Linked DNA regions of Homo sapiens: region 1 is linked to region 2. A link is a loop called in an ENCODE intact Hi-C map of the cell type or tissue named here. Cell type or tissue: mammary epithelial cell. All regions are shown on one strand.

The links. A loop is a pair of places that touch in the nucleus more often than their neighbours do. Peaks named below come from ENCODE experiments on the same cell type or tissue, not always from the same donor. Only the 100,000 strongest peaks of a DNase experiment are listed, where the experiment ranks them.
Region 1: a loop joins it to region 2, with 6 times the contacts of the local background. A loop is called at or near these places in 9 of 110 quality-filtered maps.

Annotation. Positions count from the first base shown.
Region 1 is chr12:94,616,889-94,624,888 of GRCh38, reverse strand. The region is part of intron 1 of TMCC3 (transmembrane and coiled-coil domain family 3); the gene reads left to right. Among named protein-coding and RNA genes, the nearest start is that of TMCC3, 30 kb to the left of the region's middle. RefSeq lists enhancers at 2,847-3,166, 3,507-3,626, 7,651-8,000. In mammary epithelial cell, no CTCF peak of the experiment used is centred here; DNase peaks (open chromatin) are centred at 1,128, 2,168, 3,038 and 5,728; H3K4me3 peaks cover 654 bases; H3K27ac peaks cover 6,850 bases.
Region 2 is chr12:94,549,507-94,557,506 of GRCh38, reverse strand. It overlaps the pseudogene SUCLG2P2. Among named protein-coding and RNA genes, the nearest start is that of MIR5700, 8.3 kb to the left of the region's middle. In mammary epithelial cell, no CTCF peak of the experiment used is centred here; DNase peaks (open chromatin) are centred at 4,196 and 6,386; H3K27ac peaks cover 2,398 bases.

The DNA.
Region 1 (8,000 bases), 67 kb before region 2:
GATTACAGGCATGAGCCACCGCACCTGGCCCATTTTCGAACATTTTCATCAGCTCAGAAAGATACCCTTAGCAGTTATTCTTCATTTCCCCCTCTCTTAAAAGGTTCACGCATGTTGTAGCATGAATCAGTACTTTATTTCTTTTTATGGCTGAACAATATATTTTTTTTTAATTTTGAGACAGAATCTCACTGTAGCCCAAGCTGGAGTGCAGTGGTGTGATCTCGGCTCACTGCAACCTCTGCCTCCCAGACTCAAGTGATTCTCGTGCCTCAGCCTCCTGAGTAGCTGGGACTACAGGCGTACGCCACCACGCCTGGCTAATTTTTTCGTTTTTTAGTGGAGACGGGTTTTCACCATGTTTCCCAGGGTGGTCTCAAACTCCTGAGCTCAGACGATCCACCTGCCTCAGCCTCCCAAAGTGCTGGGATTACAGGCATGAGCCACCATGCCTGGCCATGGCTGAATAATATTTCATTGTATGGATATGTGACATTTGGTGGACATTTGGGTTGTTTTCACTTTTTGGCTATGAAGAATAATGTTGCTATGAACACTTCTGTGTAAGTTTTTGTGGGGGTATATGTTTTTATTTCTCTTGGGTACATACCTAGAAGGAGTGTTGCTGGGTCATATGGTAATTCTGTTTAACCTTTGGAGGAACTGCCAGAGTGTTTTCCAAAGTGGTTGCACCAGTTTATATTCCCACTACCAGTGTATGAGGGTTCTGATTTCTCCACATCCTCACCAGTGCTTATTATTATCTGTCTTTTAATTACAGCCATCCTAGTAAGTATGAAGTGGTATCGTATTGCAGTTTTGGGTGATTTTAAAAATTTCTTTTAATGAAAGCAGTTGTTATAATCTTTGTACATGAAATAGGTAAATTTTCTTTAGCTGAGAGGCTGGTATAATTAATAATATAAATTATAACTTTTGTGGCTTGCCACATTCCTTCTTACTAGTCATTTCTTGAAGCTGGTTGTCCAAAACCAGGTTGGAGAAACTGTTGTGGTTTGCATGGCTTGACTTTTACTTTGCCGATGGTACTGCACATGAAAAGGCCACCCAGAGCTTCCTGGTCCTCCCCACCATGAGGTCCAGGGTTGGAAGGCTCTGGGCCGTGGCCCAACCTCTGGAAGGGTGTAATGGGTGCCTAGCCCACACGTGTTTCCTTAGGCAAGTAGCCAGGGCATTTATTCGGGATTCCCCCAAGGGGTAGCTGGTGTTGTATAGACGTGGTGGTAGTTGTACGTGGGTGTAGCCAGACTGGCCCCTGTGCCGGTAAAGATGGACACCGTGCTCTCTTTACAGCCAAGCTTTACAGGCTGTGAATTCGCTCCTGAAGAATAAGAAGCATAACAAAATGTACAACACCTGTGAGAGCAGAAATAAGTGCTGGTTGAATGAAGGAATAGCTCTGGCTTTGGGAGCCAGGCAGCATTCTAGCCTGGTAGCTTGAACAAGCTGCTTAAGTACTTAAGCTTTCTGAGCCTTGGTCCCTCATCTGCCAAACAGAGGTGGCATTGCCTCAGTTACAGGGTCCTGACGTGATGACGTAAAAGTGCCCAGCTCATGGTAGGCACTCAACAAATGTTAATTCTCTTCCCTTAAGTAGCTCTGCTCAGTCCACTCTGCTTAGTCTCAGATTTTTTTTTTTTTTCCTGCAGATTTAGTCCAGGTCCAGAACACAGGATTGATTGTATTGTTTAGAATATCTTTTCTTTTCAGAGAAATAATGAGCTCTTGGCAACATTAAGTATTGATGGAAATGAATATTGCAATTTGGCAGCTGCTGATTGACACATGTTTGCTAAACAGCTACTCAAATTTCAGAAAGCTTGCCTAGAAGAAGAAGAAAAGTAAGATATCCCAAGAATATTTTTTACCTTCTTTGCCTAGGTATTTATTTGTAAAATCATTTTCTTTGGAAAGTTCCAGCTGAAACATGAGCTAGCTTTGGCTGAAGAGTTCAGGTGAGCCTACATAAAAGATTAAACTTCAGTAAATACAGAAGTGTTGAGGTTTTTTTGGAGCCTCTTTGCCTTGTAATTTTTTTTTTTTTTTTAAGAAAGAGCTGGTCTTTTGGTCACTGGGTCTTTTTTTATATCTGCAGGGAAGTCATAGTAACAGGCTCCGTGTCTGATTGGGTTCCATGGCAACAAAGGGTTGTGACTTTATTAAAGGAGAGTTGAGCATGCCAAGAAAGATAAAAATCAGAGTATGGAAAATGTCCGACCAGATGAATGTGTTTTTTGGATCACATGTGCCCTGGACTAGAAAGGTTTCCTGAGTCGACATCAGTCTCCATTACAGATTTGAATCGCACTGGGTTATCATTAAGGTCATAGGGATCAGTGCTTATTTTAAAAAAGAAATCCATCTACTTCTTTGCTTTTACCCATTCATTCTTCCTTTTTTAATGTCTCGGTATATTTACAAAAATCAAAACAGTGATGGTAAGTACCTAACAAGAGAGGATTCTGGCTTTTCAAGGGAGAAAAGAAATATAACATATTCTTTGTGGAACTGATTATAGCTGTATGTTGTGAGATCGTGTGGGAGGGCCAATTAGAGGCAATTATATCTCGATTGAACTCTCCCTGAATTAAAGCTTGCTGGATGCTTTCCAAGCTTGGGGGGTTTGGTTTCCCATCCATGTTTCTCTTTGATGGGTTTGGAGATCCTGGTTTCAGGCCATGGGTGTGGAGTACTCCTCTCTCCCAAAAGTAAGGAGCAGGCTGTTGCCATAACCAAAAGTGTGTGGTAATTAGAGGTCTTTTGCTGAAGGTACTAATATTTGACCAAGAAATGGTGTGATCCGAAAACTTTGAATTGTCCTGTGTTCCCGCTTCACCTGGTTGTTAACTGTGTGGGGCTGGGTTTACTTTTCTATGAAATGTACAATTGTATATTTCTCCTACTGATACTGAAAGTGAAAGAATTCCGAGGGCAGGTTGACGTTGGACACTTTACCATGTCAGTCATCCTTTAAACCAGTGGTGCGTTCTGACATGCCCCTGGGTTCAGGCTTTATTAATCACTTGGGGCCTCTTCCTGGTGAATCAGAAACTGCACAGATACTGGGGCTCTCATGATTACACATAATATAACAAGCAGTATTGGTCTAAGAGGGAAGAATTAGCTCACCAGGTTTCACAGCTCCCAGCTATCATTAATCAGCTATAAGTCCTTGGTGAAATCACTTAAACTTCTTGGGCCTTGATTTCCTTATCTTAAAATGAGTTTGACCTAAATTGGTGTTTCCTAACTTTCCTGTTTAGATAAAGAACCTGGGGTACTGCAGAACCTCCAGTAGAGATTTCCTGATTCACTGGTCTGGGGAGTGGGAAAGATCACTGGGGCTCCATCCACTCTTAACAATTTGGTGTTCGGGATATACTGATCTAGCTCAATAGTTTCAAACTACTTGGACATAAGAATGGGGTGGAGGTGGGAGGTAGAAAGGCGGCTGTCAGATGCACAGTCCAGGTTCTGTCCCTGAGATTGCCTGAAGCTGTAGCTTGAGAAACACCAGCCCCAAAGGCTCTTCCACATACTGGTCCTCACTTCCTCGAAGGAGCCAGAAGAGCTGTGTCAACTGAGAGAGCCTGGTGGGTTTGCTTACCCGCAGTGTTAACTCTAAACCCCATATCAGTGTTTGAGAAAGTTACTTATTTTAAAATCTTAGAGTACTGCAATAGTTTGTTCATAGAATTCTCTGTGCTGTGTTTCTTTTGGATAACACAGCGTTTTCTAAGCATGGTTACTTTAGGTGTGCACGAGGCAATGCCAGCCACATCCAAATTACCTGTGGAGCTTGTTAAAAAATATACAGAAGATTCAATGTGTCCTTCATAGGGCCTGGGCATCAATCTTGCTTAAGACCTGAAGGATTTTGTGTTCTTTTTAAGGTTTAGGGCAAAACCTTACAAACTGACCCTACCCTAATTTCCTCAGTGAAATCGACTTTAAGTATAAACACGCATGTTTAGCACAAGGGGAATGGTTTACATTGAGCCACTTAGATTGTAGAAGAGTCAGCAACACATAAAGTGCCTTAGAGAAAAATACCCTGACCTGGTTAATGATTAAACCATTAACTGCTAAAGCAGACCCATTCTAATGTATATCTGGTCTATACAGTTTCTATTTGTGCCTAGTTTTTCTAGTTCGTGTTTAGCAAAGATTAAGTGATATTGTTTAATGAAGTGTTTAGTAGCTCTAAATGATAAAGGTTCACATTTTTTTCTATTAAGTAGCTTAAGTGTGAATTCATTTGAAAAAAAAAAAATTCCACAGGCCCTGCACAGTAGCTCATGCCTGTAATCCCAGCACTTTGGGAGGCCGAGGCAGATGGATCACCTGAGGTCAGGAGTTCAAGACTAGCCTGGCCAACATGGTGAAACCCTGTCTCTACTAAAAATACAAAAATTAGCTGGGCATGGTGGTGGGCTCCTGTGATCCCAGCTACTCGGGAGGCTGAGGCAGGAGAACCGCTTAAACTTGGGAGGCGAAGGTTGCAGTGAGCCGAGATCGCGCCATTACACTCCAGCCTGGGCGACAGAGCAAGACTCTGTCTCAAAAAAAAAATAATAATTATTAAAAAAAAAAAATTTCCACAGTACTAAAGGGCTTAAAGCAAAATTAAAGTGTCTTTTTCCAGCTTCTTGTCCTTTTCCCCAGAGATAGCAATGATAATAATGTTATGTTTCTTTTTTTTTCTTGAGACAGTCTCGCTTTTGTTGCCCAGGCTGGAGTGCAATGGCACTATCTTGGCTCGCCGCAACCTCCGCCTTCCGGGTTCAAGCGATTCTTCTGCCTCAGCCTCCCCAGTAGCTGTGATTACATGCACCCGCCACCACGCCCAGCTAATTTTGCATTTTTAGTAGAGACAGGGTTTCTCCATGTTGGTCAAGCTGGTCTCGAACTCCCGACCTCAGGTTATCCACCTGCCTCGGCCTCCTGAAGTGTTGGGACTATAGGCGTGAGCTACTGCGCCTGGCTGCAATGTTATGTTTCTTATGTGTCTTTACAGAAATAGTCTTGACACAAAATATACATATCTATTATTTATTTAACCAGTCGCCTATTGATATGCGATTTAAGTTCCTCCCAGGATGATGTTTTTTCATGTTTCTTTTGCTTTGTAATACTGTATTGAAAACTTGTGTACATTTTTCTCTATAACCATATTTAGATAAATTTCCAAAAGCAAAACTGTTAGGTCAAAGGGCATGTGCCTTTTAAATGAGAATAGAGGCAAACACATTGTCCTCCCAAAGGTTGCACCAATTTGTAGGATAAATCTTTTATTTTCAGAAGGATTCCTGGGCTCAGCTGAGTCTGATGCAGCAGGCAGCTATCCATGTCTACTAACCACAGGAAACTCAGGGGCCTCTGCCTGGAGGAATGACATGAGCTATGAGAAAGAGGAGAATGTAAAAGGTGTTTAAAGAGTTCAGAGAGAGAAAAAGCTAGGGACTGGCTTAGTAGGGAATCCTGAATTTACAAGGAGAGTGCTTTGGGTCATAGGTTGCAGGTCCTGATCTGGGTTTTGAAGAAAGTAAGGCAGCCCTGGGGCATAAGGTAATAGTGAGAAAATCCTGCTCTAGATCAGGCAAACCATTTCCTGGATGTGACCTGCTCCTGTAGTAGAAGCCGTAAAGCAATTTTGAGTGAAGCATCATAATAGCACGGAGATGCTGTTCATTTTAAACACCACCTCCAGTGTGAGTCATGGTGGAGTCAGACGTGTGTAAGTGTGTGTAATGCATATGTCAAAGTCATGTTTAAAGGGAAAGGATTACGTCTCAGTAGTCTCTCCCTGAGACTCTGCACCTCTCGTCAGTGTCTGAGGAATAACTCAAGTAGACCACGGGCTGGGTGCCATGGGGAAGTTGCCACCTCAATGGCAGATTCCATCTAATGTGGCCATCTGTCTGCTTTCATTTTTCCCCCTATTGGCAGTGGGGTAGGAGAGCATCTTGTAGACACGACAAAAAGTTGAGTCTATTCACAGCTGGGAAGTTCAAGTCTATTCAAGGCAGAGAAGAACTGGAAGGTATCTTGGTTCTATATGTCAGTGGGGTGTCAAAATCTTAGAGGTTGGCTAAGAAGGATGGAGATGTGTATTGTGTGTTTAATGGGAACCACCCAGAGTTCAGAAACATCCTAGAGAATCAAGAACCTCAGGTTCAGACTACATATGTGAGCGAGGAGGAACTTGTTCTTCCTCGGCCCTTGGGGACCAAAGTGTCCTCTCAAACTGGTCATGCTTGAGGCATGTCACATGTGCCCAGGTTGAAGACAGCCAGGAATAAGAGTAGTCCTAAAGACCATTAGCTCTGAATTGGATCATTGTCTACGTTTAATCCAAATGATTAAATGAGCCAAACAGTGAGCTTTGAGGCAGTTGCCACATCATTCTGTATTAGAAACTTGGGCAGGTTTTTAAAAAAGATATTTGTGACTGAGACACAGAATGTGAGGTAGGTATACTGAACTGGGCTATGGGTGAATGGATGGGAATATATGAAGCTACCAGGGAAGAAGGGGGAAGGAAGAAGTGATCCTGAATGTATTTTAGGAGCTAAGCTGGAGATGAAACAAAATATCTAGTGACCAAGATATTTTCAGACTAGGAAGGCAGCCGTAAAAATAGGTAAAGACAAGTTAGATCCCAAATTTAAAGGCAAACGCTGAAGAAAAATGAACAAGCTTAGCTCTGTGGAACTGAATTATGTATGCCTTACTGGTCAGTCTGGTTTTAAAAATCTTATTGTAGTTTTAAAATATTCATTTTAAGAGTTAGAATTAGCAAAATGACCTAGCAAAGAAAGTATATACGTCTCATATACGGAGTGTACTATTGACTTAACATTTGGTTTAAGGCAAGATCCATTTGCTGGAATTCATTATTTAACATGACTTAAGACCTTTACTTGAACTGAGCCAGAGGATAGAGGCTATGCAATATTAACTTTGATAGACACTCTTCCTCTTAAATATTACAGTAGAGTTTTCACAGAGTAGGCTTTGACTAGCCTTTATTAGGCTGACAAAATTCTCCCTCTTTTCCAAACCCCACTGCCCTTTTCTCTCCATCCCACCCCCAACACAGAGTTAAATCAACACCACTTAAGCCACATAGCAATTTTGAGATCTTTGCATTTGTTATTTAATGTCAAAAGCAGGAAACCCCTGGTCCCCCAGAACAGTCTGGCCTTAGTTTTTCATATGACTTGTGGCAATTCAAATATTTGAGAATCTGTGCCTACAAATATGGTCAAAAGGGATTTAAAGATGAGTGACAGCAAGAAAACTTATAATCTGCTGCAAAGGTTAAGTACTCAATTATAATACAAAGCAGTATATGATCACAAAAGGGCAAGAGGAAAATATTAAATCTCTTCTGTTTGCCATGACATCATGTCCTTTTCTGATTTCATTAAATCCCAAAAGGAATTTCCTTAGGTGAGACCAGAGTCCCAAAAAGGTTAATTTACTTGCCCCAGGTCGTATAGCTGCTAAGAGGCAGAAGCTGGGATTTGATTAGGTCTGGTTGTCTATGCTTGTCTCCTCAGAGAGTTGCCTAAGGCGCTGTCACCAATGGGCTCCAGTGCTGTTTCCTCTGTCCCTTTCTCTCTCTGTTCATCAGGACGTCTGTGTTTGAAGGTCCCATAGGAACCTTAAGTTTATCATGTCTGAGGCTGAAAATTCCTCTTGCCTATCTTGTGAATAAGCTTAGCTACCAGAAGGAATGAAACAGAAGTGGGGTTTTCCTTGACTCGTCCCTTCACCCCCACATCCAGGTGGTGGCAAGTCCTCTCATTCCACCTCCTTCATAGACCTCTCACGACCACCCTACATCCAGCCTTCACCAGCTCTTGCCATAGATTGCTGCAGCAGGCTCCAGGCTCCAGTTGGCTCCATGGAAATGCATTTTCCATCTTGCTTTCTCAGAAGGACTTGTTTAAAACAGGATGTGATCATCCTAA
Region 2 (8,000 bases):
CTTGGGAATAAACTTAAGGAGGTGAAAGATCTGTACACTGAAAACTAGAAACCACTGATGAATGAGATTGAACAAGACACAAATAAGTGGAAAGATATCCCATGTTCATGGATTGGAATAATTATTATTGTTAAAATGTCCATACTACTCAAAGCAATCTACAGATTCAATGAAATACCAATCAAAATATCTATGACATTCTTCACATAAATAAAAAAACACTTATGAAATATATATGGGATCCCAAAAGACCACAAATAGTCAAAGCAATCTTGAACAGAAAGAAGAAAGCTGGAGGTATCACATTACCTGATTTCAAAATATATATAAAACTGTGGTAAACAAAACAGCATGATCCTTCCGTAACAACAGACAGATAGACCAATGGAACAGAATAGAGAGCCCAGGGACAGAATATTAGAAATTTAGAATTTCTGATTTTGAGTTTTCTAGGATGTTTGAAAGCCATCTTCTCAGAATAGGATGGTCAGAAGGTATAGAGAGGGACCCAGCCTTCAGTTATAGTTATGCAGCCTCCCAAGGCCTGGCTCGCTCTCTTTGGAACCTCTTTGGAACTTCAGGGGCTTGAAGATTCCCATTGGGCATAAGGAAGTTGAGATCTGCTCCCAGGTTTTAGTACTTTATATTTATACATTATTAATGCATAAATAAAAATATAATATGTAATAACGTTTACTATATATTTAGAGATGTTCAGTTCTATATGTAAATCAATTTATTTGTTTAAATTTTTAAAAATTTTGAACTGATCATAAACTTAGTGAAAAGTTGGATGTTCTGTACAAAGAATTATATTTTTCCTGAACCACCTGAGAGTAACCATCAGTTGCCAACCTGATATCCGGTCACATGCAGTTACTCTAACGTGTAATTCCTACAGATAAAGACGCTCTCCTTCAAAACCATAATACAGCTGTCAGAATCAGGAAGGTAAATAGATGTCTTACTGACATCCAGTCCTTAGACCCCACTCAAGTTTCACCAATTGTCCCAATAATTGCCTTTGCAGCAAAATGACCTAGTTCAGAATTACAGGTTACCTTTAGTTATCTCTTTTGTCTCCTGAATGAAAGAATTCCTCCCATCTTTCCTTGACTTTCATGATCATGGCACTTTTGAAGATTATAGGCCAGTCATTTTGTATAATGTCCCACAATCTGGTGTTTCTTTGTGATTAAACTCAAGTTATCCATCTTTGGCCAGAACATCACAGAAATGATACTGTTCTCATTGCATCCTGTCACATAGAGCTCAGTTTCCATTTGTCCCATTATTGATGATTTTGCTTTGATAATTAAGGTGTCTTCTAGGCCCCTTCACTGTAAAGATGTTTTGTCCCCATGAGTAATTAATGAGGATTTAGTGGAGAAGTATGTTGTACCTCCCATTTCTCACCAAACTTTCAATTTATTCATCTATTTGCTAATATTAGTATGGAATCACTGTTTCCTATTTTATTCAAAGGGTTGTAATCCATGATTATTATTCATTTTAATAACAAGTTGAACCCTGTACAGCTGTGGGAACTCATTTAAGCAATGTTTTGTGTCCTTTTGCCATGTCCTCATTATTCTTTGAGCAAGCACGTGCTCCAGGCTCATGTTGTACTTTCCTTGCCCTAGACCTAGAACTGACCGTTCTTGTAAGGAGCCTGGGTTGCATTTGGTGGAAAACTGCATTTTAAAGCCAAGATCTGGATTCTAGGTTTGCTCTGCTATTAGGGCATCACCACTCCCAGGTCGTCATAGTAGACAGGGTAGGGAATACATTTTGTATATGGATATATGTATGTGTGTATAGTATGTAATGATACAGGTACATACATAGACATCTGTTATGGACTGAATCTTTGAGTCCCCCAAAATTCATATGTTGAAGCCCTAGTCCCAATTGTGATAGTATTTAGAAATGGGGCTTGTGGAAGGTAATCAAGGTTAAATTAGGTTATTAGGGTGGGGTCTTCATGATGGCATTAGTGGCCTTATAAGAAGAGAGGGCATGGCTGGGCGAGGTGGCTCACACCTGTAATCCCAACACTCTGGGAGACCAAGGCAAGTGGATCACTTGAGGTCAGGAGTTCAAGACCAGCCTGGCCAAATGGTGAAACCGCGTCTCTACTAAAAATACAAAAAATTAGCTGGGCATGATGGCACATGCCTATAATCCCAGCTACTCGGGAGGCTGAGACAGGAGAATCGCTTGAACCTGGGAGGCAGAAATTGCTGTGAGCCAAGATTGCACCACTGCACTCCAGCCTGGGCAACAGAGCAAGACTTCGTCTCAAAAAAAAAAAAAAAAAAAGAGCAGCAGTCTCTCTTTCTCATTCTCTCTTTCTGTCCCATGATGTAAGGACACAGTGTGAAGGTAGGGAGCAAGCCAGGAAGAGGGCCCTAGCCAGCATCTTGATCTCGGACTTCCCAGTCTCCAGAACTATGGGCAATACATGTCTGTTGTGTAAGCCACCCAATCTAGTGTATTTTGTGATAGTAACCTGAGCTGACTAAGACAATGTCTGTATTTATTTATATACTTATATGCATTTATATAAAAATTTAAATCTCTGCTGATTTCTGCATCTATGTCTATATTGAAAATCATGAGTGCGCACTAATACCTCCAATACCAATCAACACCTCTGGGTTTATTCAAGCTCTCCTTTCCATATTTGTAACTTCTTTCTCCTACAGTGAAAGCACGGACTTCCATTGTCTCTAACATATTTACTCATTTTCTCCACTCCCTCTGTATAACAAATTTCCCATCTCTGCTGCCCACATCTCCACCATGTGGGTGATGGTTGGGTACTAACAGTGCTGACTGCCTCGCCCTACTTGGATCTAAGACAACCTTGCTGGTGGCCCCAGTGCATGTACCTCCCTGCCACCCTCTCTGGCTTTGACACATGCTCCAGGCTGCCCATTCAAGGAAGCCCTCTTCCACCCTTCTGGATTGATGACTCTGCCGGGTACCCCCTCCCCTGTGTCCTCCTCCCCATGCCTGAGCTCGGCCACCCTGCTCTAGGCTACCAGCCCCTCCCACCATGGGTCCCTGCCTTACTCTGTTCAACTAACTGCTAATGGCTTTAAAACTGAATTATTCTGGAAGGAAAGGGAACAAGGAAAGGAAGAGCATTTTATTGTGGGTTTTTTCCTGATTATTTTAGTAATACAAAATGACTTGGAGACATTTGGGGAAATATAGAAGAGACAGAGAAAGATAAAAATCCGCATTAATTCTTCCACCTAGAGAAAACCATTATTATCCCTTTCCCTCCAAAAACGTTGAACTTAAACAAAAACAACCTTCACCACCCAACCCTACCCACGAAACTACTACTTTCCTCAGTTGAGAAAAGAATATATGCACATGCCGGGCACGGTGGCTCACGCCTGGAATCCCGGCACTTTGTGAGGCCGAGGCAGGCGAATCACGAGGTCAGGAGTTTGAGAACAGCCTGGCCAACGTGGCGAAACCTTGTCTCTGCTAAAAATATAAAAATTGGCCAGGCATGGTGGCCCGCACCTGTAATCCCAGCTGCTCGGGGAGGCTGAGGCTTGAGAATTGCTTTAACCCAGGAGGCGGAGTTTGCAGTGAGCTGAGATTGCACCATTGCACTCCAGCCTGGGCGACAGAGTGAGACTCCATCTCAAAAAAAAAAAAAAAAAAAAAAAAAAAAAAAAAAGAATATGTGCACATGGTTGAAAAATTCAGAAGTAACCTTCCTTCCCACCCAGATCCCCAAGACCCCTCCCCAGATGCAACTGTTGATATCTGTGTATTGTGTATTCTTCCAGCTATTTTCTATGCATATATAATATATGTTTACTCCATTTCTCAACCAAATTGAATTTTACCTTTCTTACATATTTCCTCTTAGTCTTTTTGCTCTGCATGTATATAATCTAGCAAAATATGAACTTTTTCCTATAAGTTGTCACTTGAAGTGCCTGCACAATTTTCCATCATGTATGTGTTTCATTGGTTTCATCTCCTGTTGTTGGGTATCTGCAGTTTTTTACTATCATAAATGATGGGCTTTGTCTTTATTGTGCCAGGGGAGTCATGAAGCCAACCCAGCACAGTGAAGCAGTTCAGCTGCTTTTGGTGGCTAGTAATAGAATGTTGAGCCAAAACTGGCTAAAACAATAGAGGTTTATTTTTCTCAATAATAAGCATTCCAAGGCCGGGTGCGCTGGCTCACGCCTGTAATCCCAGCACTTTCGGAGGCTGAGGCTGGTGAATCATCTGAGGTCAGGAGTTCAAGACCGGGCTGGCCAACATGTTGAAACACCGTCTCTACCAAAAAAAAAAAAAAAAAAAAAAATTAGCCAGGCATGGTGGCTCATGCCTATAATTCCAGATACTTGGGAGGTTGAGGCACAAAAATTGCTAGAACCCGGGAGGCAGAGGTTGCAATGTGTTGAGATCGTGCCACTGTGCTCCAACCTGGGGGACAGAATGAGACTCTGTCTCAAAAAAAAAAAAAAAAAAAAAAAAAAAAAAAAGCATTCCAGAGGTGGGTGATTAAACCAGTTTTGCCCAAGATGCTAAAACACAGAAGATAACATTTCAAAGCCAAGTCACTATAGGTAGAATTTCCAAAGCGCAGGTTTGAGGGCCTCTCCCTGTGTTCCTGAACTCCTCACCCTTTTCAGGATTGAGAGAGGGGAAAGAGAAGATTCTTCAACTGTTTTTTTTCTTCAGATTTCTTCTGAGGTGCCCAGGATGGAGGTTTTACTGCCCTCAACTTAAGGCAGGTCTCAGACAGAGCATTGAGACCTACTTCTTGACTGACAAGTGAGAGAGCTATCGAGACCTGTGGCTGCCAGACAGGAGGCCTATGCTGGAGGCAGCCACTGTGATGCTGAGTGCTTCTCCGGCTCTGGCATGCAGCACTCAGGAGAGAAATGCTGCTAGTCCAATGAGGGCAGGGGATCCCCTCAGAAGAAAGTGGGAAGTGGGCACAGCACCCCTGTGAGGCTGAGGGAGGAGACCCCAGGACAGATGCATCCCCTCAAGAGACCTGCAGGGAATCCCGGAGTAGCAATCTCCTAAGAGCCTGCAGAAGTATCCGTGAGAAAAAAATCAGTTGGGTCACAACAGAGACCCCAGCTGGCTTTTAGCAGTACCCACTTAGGAAAGACTCTACCGGTTGTCTTTCCCACGCCCTGGCCCTAAGGGATCAAGCACACCCTAGCAGCCTCGTAGGGGTGAGCGTTGGGTGGAAGGAGAAGAAGCATGAGGCAGAAAAAGAAAGAAACACCAGCCATGGCCTCTTTACACTTCAGGCTGTGGGCCTGAGACAGGCCTGGTGATGGAACGGAGACACGATGCAAAATCAGATTCAGGCTTTTATTCATCTTGTACTATTCTGATTCCACAACTGCAAATCTGTTGGCTAGGGAAAGTGACTTTGGGTTATCTGTTACCTGAGGGTGAGGACAAAAGTCATGGACCTGCCAGAGTTTTCATCCAGTAGGGGAATATCACCCCACTGAAGAGTTTCCAGGGCCAATGGGAGCAACAGTAGAGTTCATTTTCATCACACCTAATGAGCTGTGTCCTTGACATTCCAGTTACAAGCAGAGCTAAAGTGGCTGAAGCAACAGAGGTTTATTTTTATTTTTATTTTTTGAGACGGAGTTTCACTCTTGTCGCCCAGGCTGGAGTGCAGTGGCACGATCTCAGATCACTGCAACCTCCACCTCCCGGGTTCAAGCAATTCTCCTGCCTCAGGCTCCCGAGTAGCTGGGATTACAGGTGCCCACCACCACACCCGGCTAATTTTTGTATTTTCAGTAGAGACGGGGTTTCACCATGTTGGCCAGGCTGGTCTCGAACTCCTGACCTCAGGTAATCCACCCACCTCGGCCTCCCACAGTGCTGGGATTATAGGCATGAGCCACCGCACCCGGCCGAGGGTTTATTTTTCTCACCTAAAAAGAAGTTGGGAGGCAGGTGGCTGCAGGGTTGATTTATTAGCTCAGTGAAGGCCAAGGACCATGCTCAGCCGTCCTCTTGCTCTTGCTCTACTGGCCTCCGTCTATCAGTAATGTCTCCCCTCCTGGCCACAAGATGGCTGCCCTGGATCCAGGCATCACATCCTCACACAGAAAAACATGCTAGACAGGCTCTCCTTCCCTTTTACAGAGAGGAAAATCTCTTCTAGAAGTGCCCCCGAAAGACCAACTTTATGACTCTTGAGCCAGAACTTGGTCACATGTCCATCCCTCCAGCACATTTCCTGAACGTCTCCACTTCCTTACTGCCTAAGTTTCCTCAAACCACTGTAAACTAGAATCAGTACCTCCCTCCCAAGAATTGCATCCAATGAGGTCATCGACCACCTAATTGCCAAAACCAGTGCATGCATTTCACAGCCTGGCCTTACTTGGTTTCTAGATTGGTCAACACTGGAGACCTCTTCCTGTTCTTTGAAGCTTAATCCCTTAGGGTGTTTTCTCTCCAGGTCTCCGTGTACCTCTCCACCACTCTTCAGGGTTCTGTGGCTCCCCGTCCTTCCTACACACCCTCTGTGGACCCAGCTGCCGCCTGTGTGGCAAATACTACTACAGTTACATAGCTAGTAGCATCTACCTCTTTTATAAGCAGTGGATCTATATTTTAAATTTCTTATATAATATTGGTTCAGGATGTTCCTAGAGAACCTCAAACGAAAACACCAAGGTCATTGTTTTTTCCCTTACACCAAGTCTGCTCTTTCTGTACTCTTTATTTCCATTAAAAGGCACCACCACCACCCAAGCTAGAAACCTCAGAACCATCTTCCTTGTCATTACCACCATCAACCCATGTCAATTCTACCTTCTAAATACATCTCAAAATCATCATCTCTCCATCTCAACCGCAGCTGCACTAGTTCTGGTCCAGTTCTTCCCAGGACAGTTCTAACAGCCTTTTTTTTTTCTTTTACAACTTACAAAACATAATTTTATTTAAACTTGTATAGATAAAAATCTACCAAAATTTAAACAAAAACTTTATCCAAATCCTTTCCCACAACAAAATTGGACATCATGGAAAAAAAAAACATTCAGATAAGGTTCCCATCTTTCTACCATCAACTGGTAGATCCTGGGAGGATGAGGTGTAAGAGATAAACGAGGAGAGAAGATACTGATACCCAACACAATTTGATCTTCAGTGTTGTCTCATCTTGAAATGACTTAATAACAGAGATTTCCATAAGAATCAGGATTCATTTTTGACCCAAAAATGGAAGCTTCCACTCCAAAGTCACAAATAAGGTTTCTGGTTTTATTTTTAGTGTGAGGTAAACAGTATATTCAATATTAAACCAAATGGTAAAAACACATGGATGGTATATTAATGCAGACCTTCCATTATTAAGTATATTTTGGAACACTCATGGATTTTTCAAACATATGTTGGAATTAGAAACCTGTAAAATCTGCTGCAGTGTGTAATAGCTATTTGTTTGAATGTCTTGGCAGTGCCTTTTTAGTAGCTAATGTTCAGTGTAATCTTGTGCCTTTTTAGTAATTAATATATTAAATATAATCTTGTCTGAGTTTTTAAATGGTCTGTTCTTCTTTTTCATTATGTAGGATTAGATGCCCACCAAAATTCTTGTAAATGAAGCAGGACCCGATTTCAAATTCTGTCTATACACACAATATTTGGTCACATAGACCGCTCCCCAAAGTCTGCAAAACACTGCCTACTGGGCAGGCTTACAGTGACAGAAAAGTATGAGAATACGAGATATTATTTTTATAAAGACTAAAATCAGATTTAGGCTGTCTAGATAGCTTATTCCAGAAAACACAGATTTAAGATTTTTCAGTGATTCTTGCCTTCACCCCCCCTTTTCCTCCCCAACGAGATAACCATTTCTTTCACAATGATGAACCATCCCTTTTTATGGAAAAATGGCTTTGTTTCTCCATCGGATCAGGACAAAGACATCACTTCTTGGCCACACTGGCCACAGCCTT